2 separate regions of the Homo sapiens genome follow, and region 1 is linked to region 2. The links are chromatin contacts, found by Hi-C in ENCODE. All regions are on one chromosome and are shown on one strand. The core of a region is the stretch at or near the end of the contact, and the rest is flanking DNA. Distances in the headings are between cores, read along the strand shown.

Evidence for each region. A loop is a pair of places that touch in the nucleus more often than their neighbours do. Pooled maps may share reads with other maps.
Region 1: a pooled map shows a loop between it and region 2 (2.1-fold over the local background). The contact joins two enhancer-like sites. A Hi-C loop is called at or near these places in 5 of 168 maps with a recorded cell type or tissue (GM12878, OCI-LY7, esophagus muscularis mucosa and 2 more) and 8 of 50 pooled maps.

What each region holds. Positions count from the first base shown.
Region 1 is chr3:57,081,809-57,088,254 of GRCh38, reverse strand. No RefSeq gene overlaps it. Among named protein-coding and RNA genes, the nearest start is that of SPATA12, 24 kb to the right of the region's middle. Within about 2 kb of position 4,779, at least 2 of the 41 ENCODE cell types and tissues checked have a DNase peak (open chromatin) inside an H3K27ac peak, as active enhancers do.
Region 2 is chr3:56,808,388-56,814,847 of GRCh38, reverse strand. It overlaps a transcript of ARHGEF3 not described here. Among named protein-coding and RNA genes, the nearest start is that of ARHGEF3, 9.7 kb to the right of the region's middle. Within about 2 kb of position 3,412, at least 4 of the 41 ENCODE cell types and tissues checked have a DNase peak (open chromatin) inside an H3K27ac peak, as active enhancers do.

The sequences.
Region 1 (6,446 bases), core at 3,530-6,029, 270 kb before region 2:
TTTAAGCGGAAGGAAGAATCTTGAGTGACTTGGTTCCTTTCTCTTGCAAATTCTGAGTGTAAATCTGGTTCAGAGTTGAAGCAAATGGATCTCGTTAGGCAGATACTGCAATACATGAATTTCTCTTTCCTTTTCTTTCATTAAAATAAAAGTTACAGCTGGGCTTGGCAGTGCGCACCTATAGACTCACCTACTTAGCAGGCTGAGGCCTCAAAAAGTACAAATAGTTCAGGCATGGTGACTTACACCTGTAATCTCAGCACTTTGGGAGGCCAAGACAGGAGAATCACTTCAGACCAGAAGTCTAAGACCAGCCTGGGCAACATAGCAAGACCCCATCTTTACAAAAAAATTTAAAAATTAGCTGGGCATGGTGGTGTGTGCTAGTAGTCCTAGGTATTCAGGAGGCTGAGGTGAAAGGATCACTTGAGCCCAGGAGTTTGAGGCTGCAGTGAACTATATGATCACACCACTTCACTGCAGCCTGGGCAACAGAGCAAGATCCTGTCTCAAAAAATTTTAAGTTAAAATTAAAAAGTTAAAAAAGAAAAAAAAAACATTGCAGCTAGTACTTTCTATTAATGTTCTCTTGGGACAGCATGAGAAGCCCTCATTTTTACCATGATATTAGAAAGCTCTCTGTTTTTACAGCTGCCTAGGGTTCTTGCAGTCCCCAACATCTGTGGGGCCCTGCCACTGGCTTTGCTTTGTTTTAGAAATACCAGTATTAGAGGAGCAAAGACCAGCTTCCTCTTACAGGCTCTAACTACAAAAAAAAAAAAAAAATTGTTGCTTTAGTTGAATAAGAACTACAGGTGATAAGCTAAGCAGGTGGAGGAGGGAGGAGACATAAAATCTATCTTTGCAGTCCTGGGCACAGTGGGTCCCCAATAAATGTGTTTCCCACTGCTCCCTCAGCATATTCTGTCCTCACTGTCCACAAGGAATGAAATCATAAGAGGCCCAAGAATAGGATAAGTTAGAGGATGCAATGAAGGGGAGAGATGGACACAAACACGGCATAAGAACTTTTGCAATGAGAAAATTCAAATGGGGCCCTTGGGATTAAAGAAAAGAAATGCAAGATCAGTGAGCTTGGCTCCCTGGCCTCTTTCTGGAAGGGACCTTGCACCATCTTTCACATTTATACATGCTACAACTGCCTTAACAGGGTTAATTCCAAAGTGTGTGCTGGGAAACAGACATAGTGATGGACATGGTACACAGTACTCCTGCCCTCCTGACTCCACCTCTTCCTATGTATAGAGTTGAGGGCAAGTCATCTAAGTGTTCTGAAACTCAGTTTCTTCATCTGTAAGATGGGCCTAATACTCACCACAAAGGGTTATTGTGAGGATTAAATGAGATGGAGTATATAAAGTACCCAAGGCTGTGCTCAGCAAATGCCAGGTACTTGGTGAATAGTAGCTATTAATTATATAATGGAAGAGCAGGTCTTGGGCTTTTTGGGGGCCATATCGGGATGGGTGGGAGACAGTTCCATGCCCACAAGGAACTTTAGGCCAAGTGCTTTGTCAGGTGATAAGTTGTATCATTTCTATCCCCTAAAAGAAAAGGGTGGGTCCATGCCTGGCTGTTGCAGAGGTGAGGGTTGAAGAGGAACTTAATTTGGCAAAATTAAGACATTAGCTCTGGGGTTCCCAATAGCTGACCACACATAGCCTGTGACAGTTGACTGTGCACCTTGAGATCTGCTGATGTTCCATTCCCCAGACTCCTTTTTTCCTGGTTGCCATTTAATCCTGATAGAGATACATTTTTCTGGACTTGCTGCTGTAAGGTCTCTGTGCCAGGCAGATGACCACTCTCCACTCTGAATGTGAACAAAGGCAGGGGTTGTTTCTCAAACCATCAGCACAAGGTCAGGGCAATTTCCCAAGTTTTAGAAATTAGTGGAGGGAGGTGGGAGGAGATCAAATAACAGTCTTCCAGAATGAGATGGCTCTGCCTGGTCTTTTTCACTCTTGCTGGTCAGAGACATTCTGGGGAGTGGGCAGACATCAGCCTCAAAACAAACCATAGACTTCCTACCAGGTTGGGCAAGGCCAGGCCAGAGGAAACTTGTAGAAAAGAAAGGCAGGAGCATGCCTGGCAGCTGAATGCAAATACAGTCAGGTCCTGCCTTTGGTTCTGTATCTCTGGAGGTAGATATGCTTCAGTATCTTGCACACCTGTGTATAATTGTGTGTTATTATTCATGAGATGAAAATTAGCATTGTGATTAAAGTTGAGGCAGGCTTTGGTCTGAGGCATCTTGAACTTAGATCTCAGTTTGCCATTTTCTGTGTTTCCCTAAGCAGGTGCCTTGCCCTGTTTAGGACTTATTTTCTCCATCTAGAAAACAGTTAATAATAGGGCCAGGCACAGTGGCTCATACCTGTAACCCCAGCACTTTGGGAGGCCGAGGTGGGCGGATCACCTGAGGTCAGGAGTTCGAGACCAGCCTGGCCAACATGTTGAAACCCCGTCTCTACTAAAAATACAAAAATCAGCTGGGCATGGTGGCATGTGCCTGTAGTCTCAGCGACTCAGGAGGCTGAGGTGGGAGGATCACTTGAGCCTGGGAAGTGGAGGTTGCAGTGAGCCGAGATCGCACCACTGCACTCCAGCCTGGGCGACAGAGCAAAACTCTGTCTCAAAACAACAAAACAAAACAAAAAAACAGTTAATAATTCAGTACCTAATGGGTCTATTTTGAGGCTGGGTGAAATTCTGGGCACAAAGGATGGCACGCAGAAAGCCCCTGTTCCTATAGGGATGAGTCATGGGGGCAGGTTAGGAGGTGTACAGTTACGAAATGGGATTTCTCCTGAATGTCTCCCTTGGCCCTGGCCTGGGTAGCTGATGGCGTAGCTAACTGAAATGGAATCCCTGCCTCCTGGAGGTCTCAGTTCCACAGGGCAGCTGGGAATGGTCTTCAAGGGAGATGGGTACTTGATCAGATGTCACTTTCTGCTGAAAACCACTAGTGGCCCTGGAAGTGAATACCGAATCTCTTATGTGATGCCTTGCTGACTTCTCCTCTCTGTGTCCCTTCTTTCTCTGATCATACCAGACTGTTGAAATTCCTCACTCCTGTGTTCCTGCCCCGGGTTCTTTGCATGTGCTGTTTCTTCTACCTGAATCACCCTTTCTCAGTCTCCATCCCTCCTTTGCAATGAGACCTTCCCTGTCTACTGTCCACCTCTAGTCTAGGTCCTGACATGTGTCTTCAGGAACCTCTTGCTCACTAGAATGTTGCTTCATGAGGGGAGGCCGTATCCCTTGCGGAGGCCTTCCATCTGGACTGGACTCTTGTTTTACTGCTTTAACCAGCTTGCACCCCACCCTACCACTGAGTAGTCACTGGGGCAAGTCACCTCATCTCCCTGGTTCTCAGTTTCCTCATCAGTCAGACGAAGGTAAAAAAATGTACCTGCCTCATGGGGTTGTTGTGAGGATAAAGCAGGGGATGGGAGGGGATAGCCCGCTCAGTGCCTGGCACATGACAAGTGCTCAAAAACATTACTATCTGTTTTAGCTGTCATCAAGATAGGGAATAATAGTGTTTTTTTCTTTTCTTTCTTTATTATTTTTATTATTTATTTAACAGGGTCTCACTGTGTCACCCCAAGCTGCAGATCCACTCACTACAGCCTCAACCTCCCAGGCTCAAGCGATCCTCCCACTTTAGCCTCCTGAGTAGCTGGGACTATAGGCCTGCGCCACCATGCCCCACTGATTTTTGTGTTTTTTTGTAGAGATGGGGTTTCACCATGTTGCCCAGGCTGGTCTTGAACTCCTGGGCTCAAGCAATCTACCTGCTTTGGCCTCTCAAAGCGCTAGGATTACAGGCATGAGCCATGTGCCCGGCTGAGAAATAACAGTTATTAGTAAATTTAAAAGGCTCCCTAGAAGAGAAAACTGCATCTGTGCCTCACTTTGCAAATTGGAACATGGCTCCCATCCATTTACCATGATCCCAGAGTGGAGAACGACTGGGCTGTTTTATGTATTTCCCCCACAAGGCTCTGTTATCTCAAGGTTTTACACCCTGTGGTTCCTGTCCTCAGACTGGATAATAGCTTGCTATAGACACAGGTTTGGTTAGCGACACGAGCCGTATCAGAATTACCAATGTGTGTTGGATGCCTGCTACTATGCCATGCATTGCATAGTGCCTGAGCTCCCCTCAGCCTCCCAAAGGGACTTTGGAGCCCATGTCCCACCTCAGGACAGGGCTCAAGTTGTATTTGAACTCAGGTATTTCCCACTCCACAGCCTCTCTCTGTCTTCCCACTCCCCAGCTCAGCCTTGCTCCTCAGGTTTTCTAACCCAGATTATGAAAGCAGAAAGGACTTGCTTCCAAAGAAGGCTTTTAGTAGCACTTGAAGAGCATTGCTTAGGCCTGAACAATAAGACTGACACCCAGGCCAGGCGCAGTGACTCACACCTGTAATCCCAGCACTTTGGAAGGCCGAGGCGGGCGGATCACGAGGTCAGGAGTGTGAAACCAGCCTGACCAACATGGTGAAACCCCGTCTCTACTGAAAATACAAAAATTAGCCGGGTGTGGTGGCGTGGGCCTGTAATCCCAGCTACTCAGTAGGCTGAGGCAGGAGAATCACTTGAGCCCGGGAGGCAGAGGCTGCAGTGAGCCGAGATCGCGCCATTGCACTGCAGCCTGGGTGATACAGTGAGACTCTTGTCTCAAAAAAAAAAAAAAGACCGATACCCAGACACATCACCATCCCCTGGGTGAAGACTGCAACCGGACACGGCACACCTTTCAAATGCCAAAAAGTGGGGGAGGGGGAGCATCTATACAGTGCATTGCTACAGGCAGAGAGTTAAATGTCTCTTCCAGTAATTCCACTTCTGGGGTTTTATCTTTAGTAAGTAACTAAAAATGCGTGCTTACATTTGTTGTGCAAAGATTTTTGAGGCTGGATATGGTGGCTCATGCCTATAATCCCAGCACTTTGGGAGGCTGAGGCGGGTAGATTGCTTGAGTTTAGGAGTTGGTGACCAGCTTTGGCAACATAGTGAGAACCTGTCTCTACAAAAAAATACAAAAATTAGCTGGGTATGGTGGTGCACGCCTGTAGTCCCAGCTACTTGGGAGACTGAGGTGAGAGGATCACTTGAGCCTGGGAGGTCAAGGTTGTACTGAGCTGAGATTGTGCCACTGCACTCCAGCCTGGGCAAGACACCGAGACCCTGCCTCAAAAAAAAAAAAAAAAAAAAAAAAAAAAAAAAAAAAAAAAAGATTTTCAGGCCGGAAGTGGTGGCTCACACCTGTAATCCCCGCTTTGGGAGGCCAAGGTGGGTGGATCACTTGAGGCCAGGAGTTTGAGACCAGCCTGGCCAACATGGCAAAACCCCATTTCTAATTAAAAAAAAAAATTAGCTGGGCATGGTGGTGGGTGCCTGTGATTCCAGCTACTCGGGAAGCTGAGGCACGAGAATCACTTGAACCTGGGAGGTGAAGGTTGCAGTGAGATCACATCACTGTATTCCAGCCTGCGCAACAGAGTGAGGTTCTGCCTCAAAAAACAAACAAACAAAAAATTCATTACTAAGCATTATCCTGATAACGAGAAATGAGGAACAAACCAAGTACCAGTCGGAATTGATTATAAGAGGGCACATGCATACAATGGACCAAATGGCCTTTAGCAATCATGTTGTGGGAGAATATTTCACGACAAAGGAAAGCATTCACAATATGTTAAATGAAAAATAAAGGACACAGATTAACAGTGGTTACTGCTGGATGGTGTGATTGTGGGTGGGTTTTCTTATTCTTTGTACCTCTGCTATTTTCTATATTGCTTTACAGTGAGTAGTGTTACATAAGCAGAGGGTTTTAAATGTAAGGTTACACACAACAGACACTCAGCAAGTGTTCAAGGTACCCAGTGGTTACTAGGTGGCTGGGGCCAGTCATCTCAGAGTCCCACCCTTGACCCTGGTTGTGCCTTCTCCTGCGGCTGCTTTCCCTGAAGGTGCTACCCAGCCCCTTGCCCTGGCCCCTCTCCATTGCTTTTCTGCCTGGTGTCAGTCACAGCTCATCCTTTGCCCATCCAGGTGGGGGTTTCTTGCAGAAACCCTGGCTTCCCCAATTGATGATTTTGTTAAGTAACTGCCCTGATCCCACCCTAGCCTGATTTTTTTTTTTTTTTTTTTTTTGAGATAAGGTTTCTCTGTTAGCCCGGGTTGGAGTACAGTGGTGTGATCATGGCTTACTGCAACCCCAAACTGGGTTCAAACAATCCTCCTGCCTCAGCCTCCTGAGTAGCTGGGACTACAGAAACACACCACCACGCCGAGCTAATTTTTAAATTTTTGGTAGAGACAGGGATCTCACTTTGTTGCCCAGGCTGGTCTTAAACTCCTGGCTTCAAGTGATCCTCCCACTTTGGCCTCCCAAAGTGCTGGGATTA
Region 2 (6,460 bases), core at 2,163-4,662:
CCATGTCTTCTAATTTAGGTCAGTTCACTCTTCACTCTGCTGCTTCTTTTATATATGTGCAACAGTCATATCCTTTTTTGAAATTATAAGATTAAATCAAAGAATTAATGTCTTTGGAAGCAAGGAGTGTTGGAAAAGTTCTCCAAATTCCACCTTTTTTCCTTAATTCATTTAAAAAAAAAGGGAGAAGGATGATTTATTTACCGGAAGGGTTAATAATAGCATGACGTGCTAACTGTATGCTTAGAAATCTGACATACATATTATCTTATTGGATTATTCATGTGTTTTTAACTCATTAAAACCTTGAAACTCTCATATCCCCATTTTATAGATGCTTAAACTGATGTTTGTCATCATTAAGTAAACTGTCCAAAGTCATATAGTTGGCAAGTGAAAACTTGGTATTTGAACCCAGGCTTCTCATTCTAAAGCAGAGGTGTCCAATCTTTTGGCTTCCGTGGGCCACAGTGGAAGAAGAATTGTCTTGGGCCACACATAAAATACACTAACACTAACAATAGCTGATGAGCTTAAAAAAAATCGCAAAAAAAAGTCTCATAACGTTTTACGAAAGTTTACAAATTTATGTTGGGCCACATTCAAAGCCATCCTGGGATGCATGCAGCCTGTGGGCCATGGGTTGGAAAAGCTTGTTCTAGAGCTTGTATTCTATGTTCTTCCAGAAAGAAGGACAGAGTGTTGAGTATTCCACAAAGAAAATTTTGCTGTAAAGGCAGAGTGGGAGGGAAATATCTTATTCTTTTTCAGTTTACTAGCTCTTCACTTTATAATTTAACCTTCCATATTAAAAGCTTCTCTAGGAAGTGAGAATTAATTTGGGGGAAGGAAGCCTCAATTATTCCTGCTTCCAGCTGGTACAGATGCTTGGCCACTTCAGGACAGGTAGGAGGGAGAATGTTGGCATCTGTCTACTGAGCTCAGAAACTGGAGAAGCATCTAAATTCAGGAATGATGCCAGGTGGGGTGGGGGTGTGGGAGGGAGGAAAAGGATGTGGTGTTTGGGGCCCATAACTCAGGAAACGTGATGGCACCTAATTTCAGAGTGGCATGAGGCAAGCATTTAGGAAAAGAATAGTGAACTATTGTTACAGGTTTTTTTTAAATGGGTGGGTTGTTTTTATAAAGTTTTATGAACAGGAAACTGAAGCAAAATGCTGATCCTTTTAGTTTTTGAGCTCTGCCAGCATCATTTTTATATTTATTTTTGAATTTTGATGACAGGCACTTCCTTTAACACTTCTGGGAGTAAAGTGTAACAAGATACCCCAAACTGCATTTCATAACAGCAGAATCCAAATGAAGAGTTGTAGTTTCAGATCTTTTCGATAACACGGTGAGACAGAACTGGATCCCTCCCCAGCCAGGGGAGAAAGAGAACTCTTTCAGTAACTGAGGCAGTCTGCAGAATTTTTTCCCTTTCAAAACATTCTAGAAAATTTGCCTAACATGTGGAAAACCTCTAACATGCATTAAAATGGGATAGACTGTGGCAAAGAAAATACAGATCAAATTCTCCTCCTCCCATGAATCATAAAAACCCAGCCTTCCCAGCTATTGTTTCTCCTGGAAGATGACTTCATCTTAAAGAAAGTGGTTCTATCTGTTGTGTGTTTTGGATGCACTAAACCAATGTTTCAGGCATCTGGCTGCCAACTTTGGAGATGTTAAAAGCCTGTTTTGTTCCTGCAGGGCACTCTTTCATTGCCTACCTTATAAAAGTTATGTCTTATTGCATTTTCCTGGCACCAGAGCAATCCTTGTACCTACCCATTGCATTTGGTTTTTCTGAGCCTGCAGGCAGCACTGGGTTATTAAAGTTCAAGGAGGAATCCACATGATGTTGGCTTTACAATTTTAATTCTCTCTTACCTTCTTTCCTCCCTACCTCCCACTCAATGACAGATGAGCTTTGTTCACCATGTATTGTCTCTAAACCAGAATGAGCTCTCAAAATTATCTCTTGTAAGGCTCTAGGAGGGGAGAACATGACTCCCCTTTGGTGGAGCAGCTAGCAGAGAAGTTTCCTTCTTCCTTTGGCTTCTTTGAATAAAAAGTTCTTGAGTCTATAATTTATCATCAGCCTTGAACTTCAGATAAGCACCATGTTTAATCTTGCAGAAACATCAGGCAAAATCTGCCCCCTCCCTTAAAAGTCAGCCCCTTGGGGCCCACCTCAAGAAAACAGAGTTTTGATACAAATGGCATTAGGTGTGAGCATGGCAAGTTAAGAGGAAAAAAACATTTTTGTAGAGTTTAACCTGGAATCAAAAACCTAGAGAAGGGAATGAAAGAAATAACCTTTAAAGGGAAGGAAAAGGGCAGATGAGCATGTTGCACAGTGTCTTTGAAAATAAGCTATTTGATGTCCCTTTGTCACTAGTTTCAGCCTTCCTGGCAAGTCCACCTTGTTCAGGAATTAGTGTGTAAACAGCTGGAAGGAACTGAAAGCTCTATCATATCTGAGAGGCCCCCACAGTCTAACACTGTAGGAGCCGTTTCTCAAAGTGGTTTGGACTCTTCAAGAAGCTAAACATTAAAATTAGGGGCCTATTTGAATTACCTTTCAAAATTTCAAACAGCCCACTATAGTATTCTGCATATTATTTTTTGGTCCCATCTCAGAAGTTTTAAATATGGTGTATTCCTCCTTGCAAAAATCTTCTCTGGATTTGCTTCCTCCGTGACGTGTTCTTTGATTAGCCCCATTTCAATTTAATTTTCATTTCAACAAATATGAGCTGAGAGTCTGCTATGTGCCAGCGTAATAGGAGGAGCTGGGGCTACTGTGATGAGCAAGATAGATATGGTCCCTGTCCCCTTGTAGCTTGCAGCCAGGCAGTGGAGACAGACATAAAATCAGTCAATATGAGCAGGCTGACTACTGGGGAAGAAGAGGTACTTGGCACCTTGAGGGCACAAAACAAGGATTACCCTTGCCTGGGGGTCACAGACAACCTTGAATGAGAGGAATTAGCTAGGCACAGCTATCAGTTGGTTGTACTTATTAATGCTAGAGTTGAAGAATCAAATGATAGTGCAATGATAAAATCTGGGGAACTAGTGACTAAGTGCTTCTGTTCAGTCCTCTATTGCCAAGGCTTTTGGTTTAATCAGAATTGTGGGCACATGCGAACTATGTTTGCTGAGCTTGGTTTTGGCTCTGAGATGGAAAAAAAATCAAGTAAAGCAGAAACTGTCTTAATTCAGCTCCCACTTAACCAAAGCATTCAGTTAACCCACACCAACTAGCCCCTTTGTGAAGCGTGTCTAATACCCACAGCACACAGAACACTTTCAGCTAATATGCTGCTTCTAGCATACGCCAGCCAGTTTCCACTCCCACCAGATGAGACACATATTTGCCAGGAGTCCCCGAACCTGTTTCTACTAGTTGAACTTGTTCTGTAATTAAAGTCTTCTGCCCATGCCCCCACCCCCACCATCTGCCCCAGCCCCAGCCCTAGGTCTTTTTTCAAGTAAACATCTCAAGCCAAGTGCCCTCCTCCCATTCTCTGCTCTACAGCTAATTTTTTAAAAACGTAAATGCTGTCATGCCCTCTGGCTATGAAGATAAGCATGTTTTAAATTGGAACCTTGGATACCAGATTGTAAATCAAGTCCCAAGAGCCAGAACACATCTCCTAGTGGGTGGCTTACTTGGTAGTTTACTCGGAGTATAGATTTGTCAATTTTTCATCATATCCTTGAGGCACCCATCTGTATATAGCATGGTGTGGCACACAGTAGTTCCTCAGTGCACGTTTGTTTGGATGAACAAATTAAGAGGCTCCTTATTCCCATTCTGGGTTTTGATGCTACAGCCATTGGGCTAATTACCCCCTGTGCACCTCAGGACTGAAGATTTGTGGTCAGAGCATTTCTAGCCTGTGGCTGGGGGATCATTATTGGGCTTGCTGATCATTCTGATTCATAACACTATGTATGTTACTCGAACAGTGCTTTTTGAGGGTATTTTACAGATTTCTGGGTCTGCTGCCAAAGATTCCAATTCATTGGACCCAAAGTGGGCCTTAGGGATATATATGGATTTGATAAGCTTCTTAGTCAATTTCACAGCAGGTGGTCTCTGGGAGTGTCCCTGACTCCTCAGAAGTCATTTCTCTATAAATGTATGGGTTTTCAAATTCAGGCCAGATGATATGAATACTGCCATATTTTGTTATTTTACACATTTTCCTCCACATGTTAACTTCTCTTGAATTGCCAAGGGTCTTACAATTGATCATATAATTTAATTGACAATATTTTTCTTTTCTTTTCTTTTCTTTTTGTTTTTGAGACTCAGTCTCTCTCTGTCACCCAGGCCGGAGTGCAGTGGTATAGTCTCAAGCTCACTGCAACCTCTGCTTCCTGGGTTCAAGCCTCCCGAGTAGCTGGGACTACAGATGTGTGCCACCATGCCAGTTACTTTGTCTATTTTTTGTAGCGACAGGGTTTCAGCATGTTGCCCAGGCTGGTCTCCAACTCCTGGGCTCAAATGATCTGCCCGCCTCAGCTTCCCAAAGTGCTGAGATGACAGGGGTAAGCCACCACACCCAGCCTATTTTAGAGAGTACATAAAATAATAGCACATATTACAGTCTTAGGTTCGACAAAATACGGTACTTTGATTACTGAGTTTGTAGTTGATGGAGGAGAAAACACCTCTAATATCCAAAGCTGGAATGTATACATTTTAGGTTCTAATTTCTCTGAATAATGGTTACTATACGAAACCCACATAAAGGAATACCTTAGTTGTAGTCTGAGGGGAATAAATAACTAAATAAATATATGGCCAGGCACGGTGGCTGACGTCTGTAATCCCTTTGGGAGGTCGAGGCAGGTGGATGACATGAGGCCAGGAGTTCGAGACCAGCCTGACCCACATGGTGAAACCCAGTCTTTCCTAAAAATACAAAAATTAGCCAGGCATGGTGGTGCACATCTGTAATCCCAGCTACTCAGGAGTCTGAGGCAGGAGAATCGCTTGAACCTGGGAGGTGGAGGTTGCACTGAACCGAGATTGCACCACTGCACTCCAGCCTGGGTGACAAAGTGAGACTCTGTCACAAAGGAAAAAAAAAAAGTAAAGTAAAAAATATTTTAAAAATTAAATATAACATATTTATTGAATCCTTAACCCCCAAATATGAAATACTCTCAAAGGCAGACTCTCCAGAAAATTCAAAGACACTCTAGTAGTACACAGAAAATGTTTTATTACTTCTGTGGGCAGAACAAGCCTGCTGATAGTTATAAGTTCAAATTGGAGAAGGTCAGGTTTCTTACTGCAAAATCTTCAGTGAGACAGGTTTTTGTTTATACAAACTGTGCATCCAGAAACACCATATATCAAGAAAATAGTAAATTAAACCCCTTAGGGTTTTCATTTAATCACTGAGTTTGCATTTCTGCCCCCCAAAACAAATATAGTGGCAAAGGTTGTCCTGGGGAAGAATAAGACTTGAAAAAAATTCCCTCTTCCCTGGTTTCTTCTTTATTATATTTCATTGAAATTTTAATTTTCACTGGTGTTTTAAAGTATATTTGTGTACCTGAAGCAGTTTAAGACAGTTTTCTGTCCCCTCACTCCCTTACTCCTATATTCCTCTTTATTCTTTTGTCTGTCTTGTGTTTTATGGAATTTGTTATTCAGCCAACGGTCAGGTTTGGGCATCAGGGAAGACTTGATTCATTGCCCTGTTCTGGGGTTTCTTGGCACTCAAGCATTTCTTCTTTGCCCCACCAAGCCTAAGCTGATATTTGATACTAATCAATGATCAAAGTCTGAAGTGAAAATACCTTGAGGTCAATACCCACAGATTCCCTTGGCTCCAATACCATATTTCAGGACCACTCTCTCTTTACCACAGCGTTTCTCAATAGTGGCACTATTGGCATTTTGGACCTGCTAATTCTTTGTTATGGGAAGCTGTTCTGTGTATCATAAGTGTTAACAGCATCCCTGGCCTTTACCTATTAGATGCCAATGGCACCCTGGCCTTGTCCACTGACAATCAATCAAAAATACATCCAGACAGTGCCAAATATCTGCTGGGAGGTAAAATCACCATTGGTTGAGAAGTATTGCTCTTATGAACCAGAGGCTAGCAAATGTTTATGATGTTTCAGGGCAAAACACTTCAATATTATTATTTTTTTGAAAAAACAAAAAAATTTGCTAATTTCATAGCTAATTTTTTATTTTTATTTTAATTAATTAATTATTTTGAGACAGGTTCTCACTCTGTTGCCTAGGCTGGAGTGCACTGGCATGATTATGGCTCACTGCAACCTCGACCTCCTGAGCTCAAGGGATCCTCCCACCTCAGCCTCCTAAGTAGCTGGGACCATAGGCACATGCTACTACGCCCAGCTACTTTTCGGATATTTCTTTTTTTGTAGAGATGGGGATCTCATTATGTTGTTCAGG